Regions from separate parts of the Mus musculus genome. Here all the other regions are linked to region 1. A link is a loop called in an ENCODE intact Hi-C map of the cell type or tissue named here. Cell type or tissue: left cerebral cortex. All regions are shown on one strand.

Region 1 (5,000 bases):
GCTACCTCCCTCTTTATTTTGCTATGGTTATAAAACCGGTACTTACAGAAAGAGATGGGGGGAAGCTATTAAGGAAAAAGCAGTATCTGACGGCCCCACTTGACTAGGAAAGCTCACTTCAAGCAGAGCATCCTCCTTCACATCCAACAACTGCCCATTCATTCTGTGACTTTTGTACATACGCCCATCTGTGTTCCAAACTCTTGACTTTATTATTACAAAAATGACATACAGCACCAAGGTTTAGGTTTAGATATTTAAGCCATAAATTATAAAAATAATATATATCAAATTGAGAAGTTTAGAAGTTTAACAAAATCGTTTTCTTTCTTTCTTTTTTTTTTTTTTATGGTTTTTCGAGACAGGGTTTCTCTGTGTAGCCCTGGCTGTCCTGAAACTCACTTTGTAGACCAGGCTGGCCTCAAACTCAGAAATCCGATTGCCTCTGCCTCCCGAGTGCTGGGATTAAAGGCATGCACTACCACGCCCAGCCGTTTTCCTTTTTAGAAAGGTATTTTTTCACTTGAAAAACAAATGTATTGTCTCTGTAGATTTTTAAATGTTATTTAAATTGCAGAAGAACAAATTCTGACACAAAGTATAGCAGCTATAACAGGACTCAGCAAGATAGCCTGAGAAACATCTTAATAAAGCCCCACCCTCCCGGATGGGCACTCCAGCCCCCTGCCCCGGCACTGAGCATCTCTGACAGGTCACTCTGCACCCACAGCTGATGTCTCAGCCAGCCTTTCTCCCCACTCCCACTCCCACCCCCACACCCTGTCCTTACATTGCCCAGCCTCAACATCCCCTCAGACTGAGGTACTTAGCTGTTCCTTCCCATAATCCTCAGTGCTTGAAAAGGCATCCCTCGGTTAGTCGGCTCCTGAGACCTAAGAATCATGTTGATGGCCTCATCTGAGTCCAAGGCACTATCTTATTAAACTTAGAACACTGTAGTCACTAACCTGGAGCCATCAAATATGTAATAACATCAGATTATTAAACAGTTTAATGAGACAAATTCCCTTTTTCCCTCTTATTCTTCAACCCCATCCCACTAAGGGTTTTTCTGTATAGTCCTGGCTGTCCTAGAACCTAGAACTCGCTCCATAGACAGGGATTTGCCTGCCTCTGCCTCACCTCTGGAATGCTGGAACTATAGGCATGTGCCACCAAATCCAGCCTGGCAGCAGGTGACCACAGCCCACCTCCTACTCACACTCATATGATCTCCTTCCTACTCATACTCACATGACCTCCTTCCTACTCACACTCACATGACCACAGCCCACCTCCTACTCACACTCATATGACCTCCTACTCACACTCACATGACCACAGCCCACTTCCTACTCACTCACATGACCTCCTTCCTACTCACACTCACATGAGCACAGCCCACCTCCTACTCACACTCACATGACCTCCTTCCTACTCACACACATATGACCACAGCCCACCTCCTACTCGCCCTGGCCTTACCTCTCTTTCTTCCTACTTTCAACTACTGACTTTCCCCAAGCTCTAGTGTCTCTCCTGGCAGTAAGCTCACCCACCTCTTCTTCTGACTCTCCCCCATGAATATATCTCCTTCCCTGCATTGCTTGGTTAAAGCCCTATGAGTTTTCCTCACTTGCCAAGATGAGCATTTCCTCTGATCAAGAGTCTCGCCGTGTGCCCGAGTCTGAATCGTTTCATTTTACACACTATGCACCTTTCTCCTCTCTTTCATCCAGTCAAGTCTTCCGTCCTGCAAATGTCCCTATGCAACCCACCTCCTCCACAGCCTGCTGTGACCAGGGTACGTCCATCTCTGTGAACTCAGACAGTCACCATGCTCGGCTCAGGACTCAATGGGAGAGCTAGTAAATACTATTAGTAACGGTTATTATTAGTTTAAGTAATGGTTTTCGTTCCTTTTCTTTTGACTATAAACATAAAACTCTCTAAACTAAAGCAATCTCAAAACTGCTGCTATTTTTTTCTCTCTATACAATTTGACAACCAATGGGATAATGGAATAGGATGCCTGATCCCCTCTGACAGACACGTGAGAAACAGTCTGCCACTATTCAGGAGTGTCTGATTCCGCTGACGATCATCTTTGTCTATTTGTTTTACTCTAAAAATGACACACTATACAAAATGAATGCAACTAGCTTGAGAAATAAATGGGAAGGATTTCATATTCTTAAAAAAGAAAAATCTTAACACAAAATATAAAATCCTTTGGAGACCTCTTGTGGTTAAAGTTAGGAATAAAAAGTTAAATTTTTAAAAACTGTTTTTTAAACTATATTAAATCTGCTATAATTCCAGGCAACTTTTGCATCTTCTCACATAGTAATAATATGTAATATCTTTGTTACCAGTAAAATACCCACCAGTACCTGACAAAAACTGGAGCTTTCACCTTCTCATCTAGTGCAGAAAAAGACGGGGTTACAGTGTGACTCTAGGTCTGAGAGATAAGAAACTACATGTCAGCACTGACACCAGACACCACTAAACTCACAATAAAACTTTCTTATCTGAAAATTGAACGTTACACTGCTGCCTGTAAGCCAACTGAGAACAGAAGTCTGGCAAACTATTCTTCCTGAGCTCTGTGGGTTTTAAAGTGGAGCAACTGTCTCTAATAAGAAAAATTAAGGAACTCACCTCATACGATGAAATAAAGAAAATGTAAATTTAAAATTGAGCACTACACACTTGGGAGGCAGAGGCAGGTGGATTTCTGAGTTCCAGGCCAGCCTGGTCTACAAAGTGAGTCCCAGGACAGCCAGGGCTATACAGAGAAACCCTGTCTTGAAAAACCATAAAAAAAAATAATAATAATAATAATTGAGTACTACAAATAAAATTTTAAAAAGATTTTGGTAAAAATAAAACATAGGTAAAACTACAAAGTGCTCTCAAGATGAGAAAAGATCTTTCAAATTATAAAAATAATAGGATGTTACCAAAAGCACAGGGACTTAATTGGTCCAAATACTTCACTAAAAACAACAAGTAGAAATAGCGAATCAAATATGTTACTTAAAATGTGTTTACTTGCCAGGCGTGGTGGCGCACGCCTTTAATCCCAGCACTTGGGAGGCAGAGGCAGGCGGATCTCTGAGTTCAAAGCCAGCCTGGTCTACAAAGTGAGTTCCAGGACAGCCAGGGCTACACAGAGAAACCCTGTCTGGGGGAAAAAAAAAAAAATGTGTTTACTTTTCTTGCAAGGTCCTTGGCAAGTCTCCAGCTCACCCGTCTCTAGGGCTAGGGTGCTCCCAAGTGTGCACACACAAGAATCAAGGGTCAGCACCAACAGCAGGGTCCTCTGAGGAGCCCTGCGAGCTCCCACCTCCTGCCCCACACTAGGATGATGGGATTCACTGTCACACACAGCTTCCCGCGTGGGTGCTCACAAGCTGAACTCAGATCTGCACACTTGCACAGCGATCGATCATTTGACCCACTGACCCCCTTCCACCTTGAATTAAAATATAATTGTTAAATGTTTTAAAGGAGTTGTAAGATTATTTCTTGAAAAATAAATAAATATCAAGGATCAAAACTAACAAAAGAAACCTAACAGTAGTCGAGAAACTACATCCTAAAAGAAATGTGCAAAGAGAAGAAAAAGAAGGCACAATGTACTCTAATAGATGTTCCAGGAGAGACTAAGGGAGGCGGGTGTGGTGCAGCTGTAACCCCAGCATCCAGGAAGAGGAGGCAGGAAGATCGGGCACCCCTCAGATACACAGGGAGCTGGAGGCCAGCCTGGGCCACATGACAACTTAAATTTAAAAAGAAAACAATATATACATGTATCCTGAACCGCATCCTGCCACCCAAAAAACCAGTAAGCAGGGAGCCGCAATAGTAAAGGGGAAATGGCTACATGTTTGTGGTGGTGTAAATGAGAGGCCTCAGTCTCCAGCACTGGAACACTTGGTCCCCAGTTGGTGGCTGTTTGGGAAGGTGTGTCATGGGAGCAGGTTCTGACATTTCAAGGCCTTGATTCCAGTTCACTGTTTTGTGCTTTGTGTTTCAAGTGTGAGCCCTCAGCCTCCTGCTCTTGCCATCAAGGACTCTAACCCTCTGGAACCATAAGCCCACGTAAATCCTTCTTTCTATAAAGTACCTTGAACAAGGTACTTTATCATGCAACAGAAGAGGAACTAAGACAATTATTTTCCCTGAGTAGTGAGTTTTCTTGGCCAGGCCCTATCCTAGAAACTTTATGCATATTATCTTTACAACTCATCTTTATAGTGAGCACTCTTACTTCCTGTATTTTATACAACAAGGACACAGGAAGACAAGATAGTCTAATTGATTACTCAAAGTCACTAAGGCAAAGAGACAGATTTCCATCCAACCTACGACCTTGTGACGTCTGAAAATCTACCACCTTGTTCTCTATAGACATAAATTAGGTACAGGTTCTCATAGAGACATAGGCTTAATTCTCCACTCTTCATGAGCAAAAGGTACAGAAAGAAAATTGACCAGGAATGGAGGCTTACTTGGTCAGTAAGCGTGAGCAGAATTATAAACCAGGAATGCTAGCTAGAGAAATACACTAAGATGGCCTGAAGTCGTTAGATTCCTGAGTCCCAGTCAGCCAGCATCTCCAGCATGCCAAACCCAGGCTTCTGACCCTCATCTGACGTGAGCACGAGGATGCCATCAGGCAAAGTTCCTTGCCAAACAAATCGCATCGTGTCACTGTCTGCTTCTGCACAGACAGGGTTTGGCTTTCTTCTTGTTTACTTTAACTTTTATTAATTTTTATAAAAATAATTAGAAAACAGAAATCTAACACAATGATTAAAATGACCAAATTCTAGATTAATCTAAATTAATTAAATATACACTTGGTTATGAAGGAAAATAAACAATATTAAAGGCATGAAACACAGTAAATGTTCTTACACTTAGGAATTTCTTTTAAAAGTCTAAGAATTTATTCAACTTTAAGCTCTCCAGCATCAGCACCCCTCATA
Region 2 (5,000 bases), 430 kb before region 1:
CCTAGGCTACTACTCTGTGTGTACAGGCAAGAATGGTTACCTACAAGAATCTGTTACAGTTATTATAGCACATTCCATTATAATACTTGTATTGTTATATTATTAGCTGTATTCTCCATTCTAATAATTACATTTTAACATTAAACAAAATGATTTTGAGGAATTAACCTTCGGAATCATTTTAAATGGTTGGAGACCAACACTGCTAATGGCAATTAGATAAAAAGAAAACAGTAAAATTTTACTACATATAGCAAATTAGGGCCAAAATGTCCATAATTTTATCAGTTCTAGACAGTTTAAAAATCTAACTTACTTTGAATTGAGTGTTGGAGCATCTCTGTTCCATGGCAAAAGGAACAGGAAGCTATTCTCAGAACGTCGCTTTGACTGTTTGCTAGCAGTGTTACCGCTTGGAAAACACCAGCCACTGGGGCCTGAGGGCAGTACAGATGGAACCTGTTCTACTTAGCTTTTATTTCAACCTGACATAAGCTGGAGTCATCTGAAAGAACCTCAACAGGGACACTACATGCATAAAATCAGGCTGTAGGTAACCCTGTAGGGCATTTTTAAAATTAGTGATATAGAAGGCCCAGTAAACAGGGTGGTGCCTCTCTCGGCTGGTGGTCCTGGGCTCTACAAGAAAGCAAGCTGAGCAAGCTGTGAGGAGCAAGCTAGTAAGAAGCACTCCTTCATGGCCTCTGTATCAGCTCCTGCCTCTAGGTTTCTGCCCTATTTGGGTTCCTGTCCTGACTTCCTTTGATGATGAACTGTGGTGTGGAAGTGTAACCCTTTCCTTGCTTTTGGTCATGGTGTTTCATCATAGCAATGGTAACCCTAAACTAAGACAATATCTATCTTACTAATATTAAATCAGGTTTCCATAAAATGCCACCTATCCAACAGATCTTCATTAAACGGTGTGTGTGGATAGCCTAGTTATATCTTGCTGCTGTTTTTTTTTCTTCATCCACTCCCCACCCCCATCTCAAGGTAGAGGTGTTTATATTTTAAAACAATTAATGACCGTGTTTGTTTCAGTCTCTGTGAACTACCAAAGGAGCTCACAACCATCAGGATTCTATTTCCTTAATGAATATTTGATATATATTAGTGAGTCTCCATGTAGCTGTGTTGAGACTCTAATGATGCAAATAATCTGATTACGGTAAGCAGCACGATTGCTGTGAAGGACACCAGCCTTCTGCTCAGGCCTTGCTGAGAGCTAATTAGTGATTAGTTAGAATCTTTGAGCAGCTGCTGGGCTACATCCTGGGCTGAACAGGAGCTGTTCTGAAGCCACAGGGTGGCAAATGTGAAAGGTCTCCTAGACTCACGGCTTCATAAGATGATGAGGATAAGTGAGAGGTCAGGGTTCAGCCCTAAATAAGTCATTGGTGAGGGTTCAGTTCTAAATAAACCATTGATATAGCTCACAGAACACTGCAGAGAAGGGGACAGAAAGAATGTAGGAGCTGGAAAAGAGGGAGAAAGGCAGTGAAGCCCCAACCTCTAGACACAACACACCCAGTATAATCACAAACTCAGCAGCTGCAATGACTTGCCCTGAGCCAGCACAACACACGCTTGTTTCAACAGAGTCATGGATGGGCAGGGATTGTGGTTGGCTCATGGACCCCACCCCTTCCGAACCACAGGCAGTATGGGCTTCAGGATGGGGAGGAGGGACTACTGTCTTTAGTTATGTACCCTCTGGTGAGACCACTAGACACCAGTGGATAGTTCCAATACTAAGGCCACACAGAAGGTCCTAGCAGAGCCCTGAGGAACACAAAACAGATGAACAAGAGAATAGAAAAGAGATTTGTAGGGAACAGGACATGGGAAAGGAAGGGAGGCAGATGAGAGAATTCTAAATACATTACATCCATGCATGAAACTGTCAAAGAACAAAATGAACGAACATGTCTTGTACAAGAAAAACTCATTTAAAAATTTTACTAGTTAGCAAAAAATCATATAAACAAATATATAATTATTGAGCTACTGGTAAGAGGTAAAATAAATCTAACATTCTTCAATAAAAATATTTTTCAATGTAATTTTACCTTTCTGAACTTTGGGGAGGCTGGCCTGAGCACCCTTTTAAAAGATGATGTGAAAATTTTGCTGATGGCTGTCTGAAGCATGGTGCATGGTTATTTCTGAATATTTGTTCTCATGCAACATGGCTGACATAATCATATTCTCAGATCCTTCACACAAATAGTGACTTTTGTGTTTGCTGTTACTGCCTGGGATTTTTTTTTTTTTTTTTTTGCCATGAAGAATCCTATGAATTCAGTTCTTCCTCACCAGCTAGGCTGTGGAGGAAGCAGGAAACAGGGGACAAGGGGCAAGTTCTTGGCATCCCTTGTAATGCATAAGCTGCTGAAGCTGGGAAGGGACCATCACATGAGCAAGACACAGAATTTTCATCTGACTCCGGTTACCTGTGCTGCTCAAACTTCTGGGTGCACAGTAGTCACTGGGGTTGGGATGGTGGACACTTATCGTCTGGTCCAGATGTTTGGAAAGGCAAGGAGACTGAATTGTTGTTTCAGATTTGTTTTATTTTATATGTATGCGTGTTTTGCCTGAACATATGTATGTGCACCATGCATGTGTCTAGTAATCACTAGATCTCCTAGAACTAGAGTCACTAATGGTTGTGACCCACCAAGGCAGATGCTGGGAGCCCAAACCTGGCCCTCTGTAAGAGCAGGAAGTGTTCTTAACTACTGAATTATATCTTCATCTCCAAGATTCTGCTTATAACAAACTCTGCAGTGACAAAGTTTCAGGATCAAGACATTACACTACTTTTGTTTTACCTTTAAAGCCGAAACCTTTGATGAACTCACAGGATACCATGCTATTCACAAATGAATGTAAAAATACACAATTGGTCATTGAAAAGTTTTGTTTTTAAAAGTATAGAATGTTCTTTCTAATGAAAAAGAAATATAAATCAGGAAGGGAAGGCATTTCCCCCTATTTAAATCCAGAGAGAGGATATTTATAAGTCTGGCTGATTGCGTTGCATCATAGAAAATAATTTTGGCTGCATTTCACGAGCCTCGTCTCAGTGAAGCTCATTGTCCACAAGATGGCACTGCTGGGCCACCACACTATTGGGAGGTACCAGCGCTGGATCTGTCCAGTTGTCTGGTGAACAGCAGGGGAGCAGGACCTGAGACCAGAGGAAGTCTCTGAGCCTATTTCCGAAGTCATTATTTCCACAGGATCTCCATGTCCCTCTGCTTCAAATGAATGAATCACGGGCACTGAGACAGAAACATTAGGGGGTTGAAAAGAAAAGAGGAAAAAGGAAAAACTAAGAAGAAAAATGAGGGCCCCAGGAAATATGGAGTGCCACATTTCAATCTGTCTCTTATTCTTTTGACAACAACTGTCGAGAAAGTCAATATGCAGGTGCTGGGGAAGGCAGAGCACCTGTATGGGCAGGTGGATGGGCAGATGGGCTGATGGAGGAAACAGTAGCTAAAGACACCTAGAGCACAGACTTGAGAAGGTGATGGGGAACAGAAGGGACCGGGTGATGTTCTGCTGAGACTTAGAGCAGCAGTGGAGGCTGAGACAATCTAAGCACAGCAAAGAGGCAGAAGCCAGAGAGAGCGGGTTAAAAGTCTCTAGGTGGGACTGCGCACAATGGACACTTACTCACAGTGATTGCCAAGAGAAGAACCAGGGAGATGAGGCTGACAATGACTGCCTCGGGCTTGGTGCCAGCTCACCCCATGCTAGGTGTGAGTACCATTTCAAGTGAGCAAAGTACAGAGCCTCAGATGTACAGAGCCTCTCATTCAAACTTCAAGAGGCAGCAAAAAGCAGACCCTGATCTGGACTCCTATAGTGCTGGCCACTACAGTCCTTCAGAAGGGAACAACTATGGACCCACTACTAGTAAGACTGGCTTGGGGATATGTGGAACCATGAAAGGCAGCCTGGCTTCTGGTTGAGCTAGGTTTGAAACCCTGGTGACCCCACAGGTGACCCTGCAAGGGATGGTAGGTGTTTTGCCACGCTCCTCGATGCCAGGCCCCTAACATGAGGCAGCAGCTCTCCATAGGCCTGTGGCCATCAGTCACGTAAGGGCAACGTCCCAAGCCCCTCCACAGGTAGAAAACCACAGGTCATGTAGCCTCACCACAGATCTCCATTTTAATGAGGTACCTAAAGTTCTGAAGGGCTTATCCAGTAAACTTCCCTTCCCAGACATTCCTCCCTACAAAAGGTATTTAACCTCGGGCCTGTCCTGAGAAGGTGGGGTACAGTTTTACTTATCACAACTCTCTGCCATAACAATAAATGTCTTAAAGCCATGGACTGTCTCTTTTCGTCAGGATCCTCTGTGGGGAGCAATGGAACAGGCCTTCATCTAAAGAGCCGAATGCTAATCTCTCACAGACAGTCTCTCAGCTCTCCCAACCATGGCTTCCACCAAGCCAAGCCAAGGACTCTCTCCTCTATGTGGGACCCAGCCAGAGCTCTCCTCCCCACTTTTCCTTAGGCCCTGGCTGGATCCAGCCCATGGGCCCTCACTCCATTCTCAGCTCTTCCGATGAGTCCAGCGGCGCCTAAGTGCCCAAGAGCTTGAGAACCAGATGGCCCTGGTCTCTCGGCAGGCCTGGGGACCTGCTAGCCAGCTCTGGCAGTCCCTGGGACCTCAGATTGCATTTTCCTATCCCCAGAGCTGTGTCCCATGGCTTCCCATAGTCTGATGCTTGCCTGACGCCGGTGTGGGGTCTGTGCAGTCAAAACCTTTAACCCACAGGGATAGCAGCCTATAATGTGAATGCTGCTCGAGTTTGGAACTGTTTTTCACTTGTACTTCAGATCCTGGTTCCAGTCTGAACAAAGTAGTTTGCATTAGTAAGATTTAACCACACAACAGAAAAGTAATCCATAAATTAGGCCTAATCACACAAGACTGTAATCTCAGCTACTGTGGAGCTGAGGCAGGGGGATTGGAA
Region 3 (5,000 bases), 420 kb before region 1:
GCAAAGAATTGGAGACAACTCGTTTCTGCCCCACGGGGGAGACACTCAGTCCATAGGAAGCATTGTTGATGTTAATCCAAGGGAAGACTTGATGCAGAGACTCAGAGTTCAAGTTACTGGTATCTGGGAGCAGAGTTGGGGAAAGAAACACAGAAAAAGGGCAGCAGGTAGTAGGAGCCAGAGGCTGAGGGAGCCAGGGGCTGTATGAGTGTGAGGTTGGCTCCTGATGTCCTCAGGATGCTCTGCAGTGGTGAGAGCCCTGGTCCAAGTGAAACAAGGACCGATGACATCATAGCACATATCTGGCCATCATTCTTCTGATGAGGATATGGCTGTACCTCACAGTCCTCAGTCATGCTTTCGAGGTCCAAGGGTGATTGTGAGAGAAGAAAGAAGCTAAAGAGGAGTAGGAAGCCTTACTCCCACAATACCTTGTCTTAGTTACAGTTTTACTGCTGTGAACAGACTCCATGACCGAGGCAACTCCTATAAAGGATGATTAATTGGGGCTATCTTACAGATTCAGAGGTTCAGTCCATTATCATCAAGTTGGGAGCATGGCAGCATCCCGGCAGATGTTGGGGCTGGAGGAGCTGAGAGTTCCACCTCGTGTTCCAAAGGCAGCTTGAAGACTGGCTTCCAGGCAGCTAGGATGAAAGTCTTAAAGCCCACACCCACAGTGACACACTTCCTCCAACAAGGTACACCTACTCCAATAAGGCCACACCTCCAAATAGTACCACTCCCTGGGCCAAGCATATTCAAACCACCACACAAAAAGCAACATCAGAATATAATCACAAGAGTCTATCAGAGCAGTCAGATTTAATGTGCTAATTCTTAGTGATTTCTTAGACGATAAGAAATTGACTTCACCTTCACTTTTCATTGCCAAAAGGCTCTTAGGGGTTCTGTGGGAAACTGACTTTTAGTACTTTAGTAGAAGTCATAGTGACAAAAGAGAAGAGAAAGCGTGGCCCTCCAAGGACATTGGTGTATTAACTGCCTACTTTAGTTCACAATGGCTAATGGGTCCCATTATAAATGCCTCATCACTACTAAGAGAAACCTGGTGAGCTTGAGGGGACTTTAAAGGACAAATGTAGAGATGGAGAGAGAACTAGGGGAATGTGGCAAGTATTAAACTAGGATTTTTCAATAAGAAAACTTGATTGCCTATTCATCCAACACAGGAAGGAAAAAAACCGAAGAACAAAAAGGAAAAAGCTAAAACCAAAACCAACCTAAACAAACGAACAAACACACACACAACAACAGATCCCAGAGAGTGCCCAGGATTCACAGACACAAAAAGTAAACACAAACTTCTCAGATAATAGCTTACATTCAATATTTGAGTCTGACAAGTAATCCAGTTCTCTATAAGAGCCCCATACAGATCACTCACCCAGGTCCCCCTGAGAAAGCAGGCATGTGCACGCTGGGACACACTTCTGCTCAGGTAGTCAGGTTTCTTCCCTTGGAGTCCCTTTTGACCCAGGATCTTTAAGAACTAAGAGGGAAAAGGATGTCCCTGGTCTCACTCAGAGGGATGAGAAAGATCAAATGAGAGCCACAACAGGCTCAAATGTTGTACAGACCAAGGTTATCATCGGCCTATGAGTTTAGAAACTTAGGGGACTGAGAAGTTAGAGTTGCTGGCCTAAGTCAGTTAAGCAGAGCATTCTCTAGTCTCTGTTGGCTCCTGCTTTGGGAAAGGTGAGTTTGTGAGCAAAACAATACTTTATGCTACTAGATACCTAGAATCCCTTTGTTGTCAGGAATTGGTGGACAACTAGAAGTAATTGACAGCAATTATGAAGGGGTAAGAAAGTACATAGCTCACAGATCATCCAGTTTGATTATGTATGAGGCCATTCGCATGACTGAAGCACTAGACAATGAACCTGGTATTAAAAAGAATTATTTCATTACCATTAGCATCTCAGGTTGAGACTAAATTTTATCACCTCGGTCTGAGAATCCCTGTTAGCTCTGACTTGCTGTGGAGAGGCTCAGGAACTTTGATGGTATCTTGATACCTTTGAGCAGTGGGACATCTTCCAAGTTGTCTATTAAGGCAGAATTTCTTAAGGCCTTTATATGCCTGTTGATATCCAAAACTGAGTGGTGCTCCAGCAATTATCAGAGGGACATCACAATGTTCTGCCCCATGCTAATCTATAGCAAATATAAATCCTATGTGTTGGACAACAGAAAACAGACTTGGACATGAAAGAAATGTTTCTAGGGTAATATTTAGAAATAGAACCAAAAAGCACTGCCAGTGTCAACATGGTATTTTGTATCAGAAGTGGAGTCTCCTGTTTTATACCTTGAGCTTGCAATACCCCAAGAGTTGATTAGATAGATGGAGAATCCTTTTGGGTTTGGGAGCACAGACTGCATAGCCAGGAGGCTGGGAGGAGATCTGGGCACTGCCTGTTGCTTTCTATGTAATCACAGAAACAAAACCAACTCTGAGCCGCAGTGTCCTCTTCTGTAGAGCTGGGCTAACGAGTACATCTGCCTTCTTCCCTTCGGAAATGAAAAGCAGGGACAATGAGTTACCCCCGAGAGCTTAGAACAGTGACTGACACATGGAATAATAGGAGCTTTGGAGACATTTGTAAAATTACAAGGCTGTTACATAAAAAAAAAAAAGCATCCCCACAGAGAGGCTACCTCCTAAGAAAAGCATTTAAAAGACCTTCGTAAAAGACCTGGTTCCCCATATCATAAAACAACAGCAAACCTCAAGCTGGCCTCTAGATTGTGCTAAAGCAGCCAAATGCTTCCTCTTTTGTTCAGAGCACCAGCACACAGTTCCCCTGGAAATCAAAGCACCTTCCTGTGGTGAAAATTGGGGGTGGGGTGGGGGTATACATCCCTGGGCATCTTCAGGAGACGCAAGACAGGAAGCACTCTTGCGGGGCAGAGGAGCCTGAAGCACAGACGGGGATCCTCATTCTGTAGAGAGCTCAGTGGTTAGGCATCCCTACACTGAGGCTGCCTCACAAGTGGAAAGGTGGAGCCACTGCTTGGGAGCGGAGGGTAGGCTGGGCATATGTATGGAAAACTACTGGAAGCCAATGGACAAAAGCAGGAATGGGCATAGACAGAGGGACTGAGTCCTGGGATAGGACAGCGTGGTCGGTCTGCCAAGAGCTGTCAGTAAAGGTGACAGCAGCTGCCTGTTCAGTGGTTTCTTACAAATTGCATTCTCCCACCCACACCAAAAGCTGTGTGATGCTTGTCCTGGCTCAACCCCCACTTCAGATCCAGAACAAAGGATGCATCTGAACCCTCTGACGAGACACTGAGTTCTGTGTTTCGTAGCGTGAAGCCAAGAAATAAATAAATAATTAATTAAACCACTGACAAAATAAGCAACAGTTGGAAGGGAGGGAAGGAGGGAGGGAGGGCAGTTGCATCCCCCTCTGACCCAGACATCCTTGAGCAAGCTTCCCAGTGGGGATCAATAGCACCAGTGCCTGCTTCTCTGGTCTCTGTGACTCACTCAGGCACATTCCTATTTCTGTGGCAGGACACAGGGAGGCACTCTGGTCCTTTCCTTCCAGGGGAGGGAGGGGCTTCCATCTTCTCCTGTGACTTCACTACCACACTGGAATTATGTAAAGGTTTGGTTTTCTCTCCACAAGGAGGGGCCTCCTCCTCAGCTTCTTACCATGGCTGTGCCAGAGACCATGGGGGCAAGGCTGCGAGAACTCCGGTCTCAGCCTTGGGTCCTTTCCTGACAGATCTCTGGTTTGTATTTATAGCGATCTCATTTTAATTAAGTGATAAAACCTCAATGCTACCCGCAGGAGACCAATCAGCTACATGTGTTCAGAAGCCGCTGCGCTGGGCAGTGCGGATAAAGTGCAGCATTTCTACCAATCTCCTAAAGACCTCAGAGGGCAGCAGATGCCCTCTGAGGATTCAGCAGCTCTGCCAGTCAGCTGTAGGGCTGGCATTCTGCTTACCTGAGGTCAGGGTATAGACTCAGACTCCCTCCCCCAAGAGCAGCCATCTACACCAGCCCACTACATGAGTCACCTCATGTCATTATCCCCATGGCTCACAGGAAGAACTGCCATTATCTGGATTTTTCTAGGGGAAGATGTCTAGAACCTGAGCCAGCAAATGCCAAAGCAGGGGTCTCATTGTAAATCAGTCTTTACTCCCCACCCCACCCCATCTCTTAGGTACCCAGCCACACCCTCAGTGATGAGAGCCTTGTTAGTACAGACTCATGCCTCTCCCTGGAGTATTACCTCAGTTATTAGGGAATGGGTTCTCTGTCTTGAACAGGATGGGATTTCAGGGATTTGGTCACTACAGTGATCACTGAACTACACACTTAAGCTCAGGACCATTTATGTGAAGTCTAGCACAGCTCAATAAAAAGGAAGAAACCATGTAATTCAATAATAAAAATCCTTCATTTTTTTCAGATAAATATGTTTTTCTTAGTTTGCCACAACATTCCTGTAAGAAGACTGAACTGAGTTAGAAACTTGATGGCTGGGTTATTTGAACGCAGCCAGTGAAACGGGCTCTGAACAGAAGCAGGACCATGAGTGGAGTCACCAGTCACCCTCATGGCCTCTAGCCAGGCCTGTTCAGTTGCCTCCACTGTCCGCAGGTGCTACCCTCCTGGGGCCTTTTGGCTGCAACTACGGTCTTGTGCAGTCCACACAAGTAACATGTGTGACTCTCTCCACACCTGGCCTGGTCTAAGCCTGGAAAGTGGCATAAAAGGTTCCTTCAGCTCCCTCCACTTTAACCGTCCACCTTAGCTGTGGCTGCAGACACTTGGGGGGAAAGAGCTAAGTCTGGTGTGATATGCAGGTGGGTCACCTGGGCTTTGGCTCCTCTGGTTGTGACAGAGGCACAGTGATTAGCTTGCCTCTTGTGGGCATGTTGATAGGATTTTGAAGAGGACTCTGCTGGGCACTTTGGCAGCTTACCTGACCCAGGTAATGTCTGGCCTCTTG

Evidence for each region. Hi-C counts contacts between places; a loop is a spot of excess contacts. Peaks named below come from ENCODE experiments on the same cell type or tissue, not always from the same donor. Only the 100,000 strongest peaks of a DNase experiment are listed, where the experiment ranks them.
Region 2: it touches region 1 in a loop (7-fold over the local background); 33 of 42 quality-filtered maps call a loop at or near these places.
Region 3: it touches region 1 in a loop (7-fold over the local background); 33 of 42 quality-filtered maps call a loop at or near these places.

What each region holds. Positions count from the first base shown.
Region 1 is chr13:92,335,734-92,340,733 of GRCm38, forward strand. All of the region lies in intron 8 of Msh3 (mutS homolog 3), which reads right to left. Among named protein-coding and RNA genes, the nearest start is that of Dhfr, 17 kb to the right of the region's middle. In left cerebral cortex, a CTCF peak has its summit at 2,253 (motif pointing left); DNase peaks (open chromatin) are centred at 1,389, 1,555 and 2,033; H3K27ac peaks cover 543 bases.
Region 2 is chr13:91,905,291-91,910,290 of GRCm38, forward strand. The region is part of intron 19 of Rasgrf2 (RAS protein-specific guanine nucleotide-releasing factor 2); the gene reads right to left. Among named protein-coding and RNA genes, the nearest start is that of Gm46435, 17 kb to the right of the region's middle. In left cerebral cortex, a CTCF peak has its summit at 3,108 (motif pointing right); a DNase peak (open chromatin) is centred at 3,129.
Region 3 is chr13:91,912,561-91,917,560 of GRCm38, forward strand. All of the region lies in intron 19 of Rasgrf2 (RAS protein-specific guanine nucleotide-releasing factor 2), which reads right to left. Among named protein-coding and RNA genes, the nearest start is that of Gm46435, 9.3 kb to the right of the region's middle. In left cerebral cortex, a CTCF peak has its summit at 3,562; DNase peaks (open chromatin) are centred at 2,463, 2,825, 3,279 and 3,530; H3K27ac peaks cover 1,503 bases.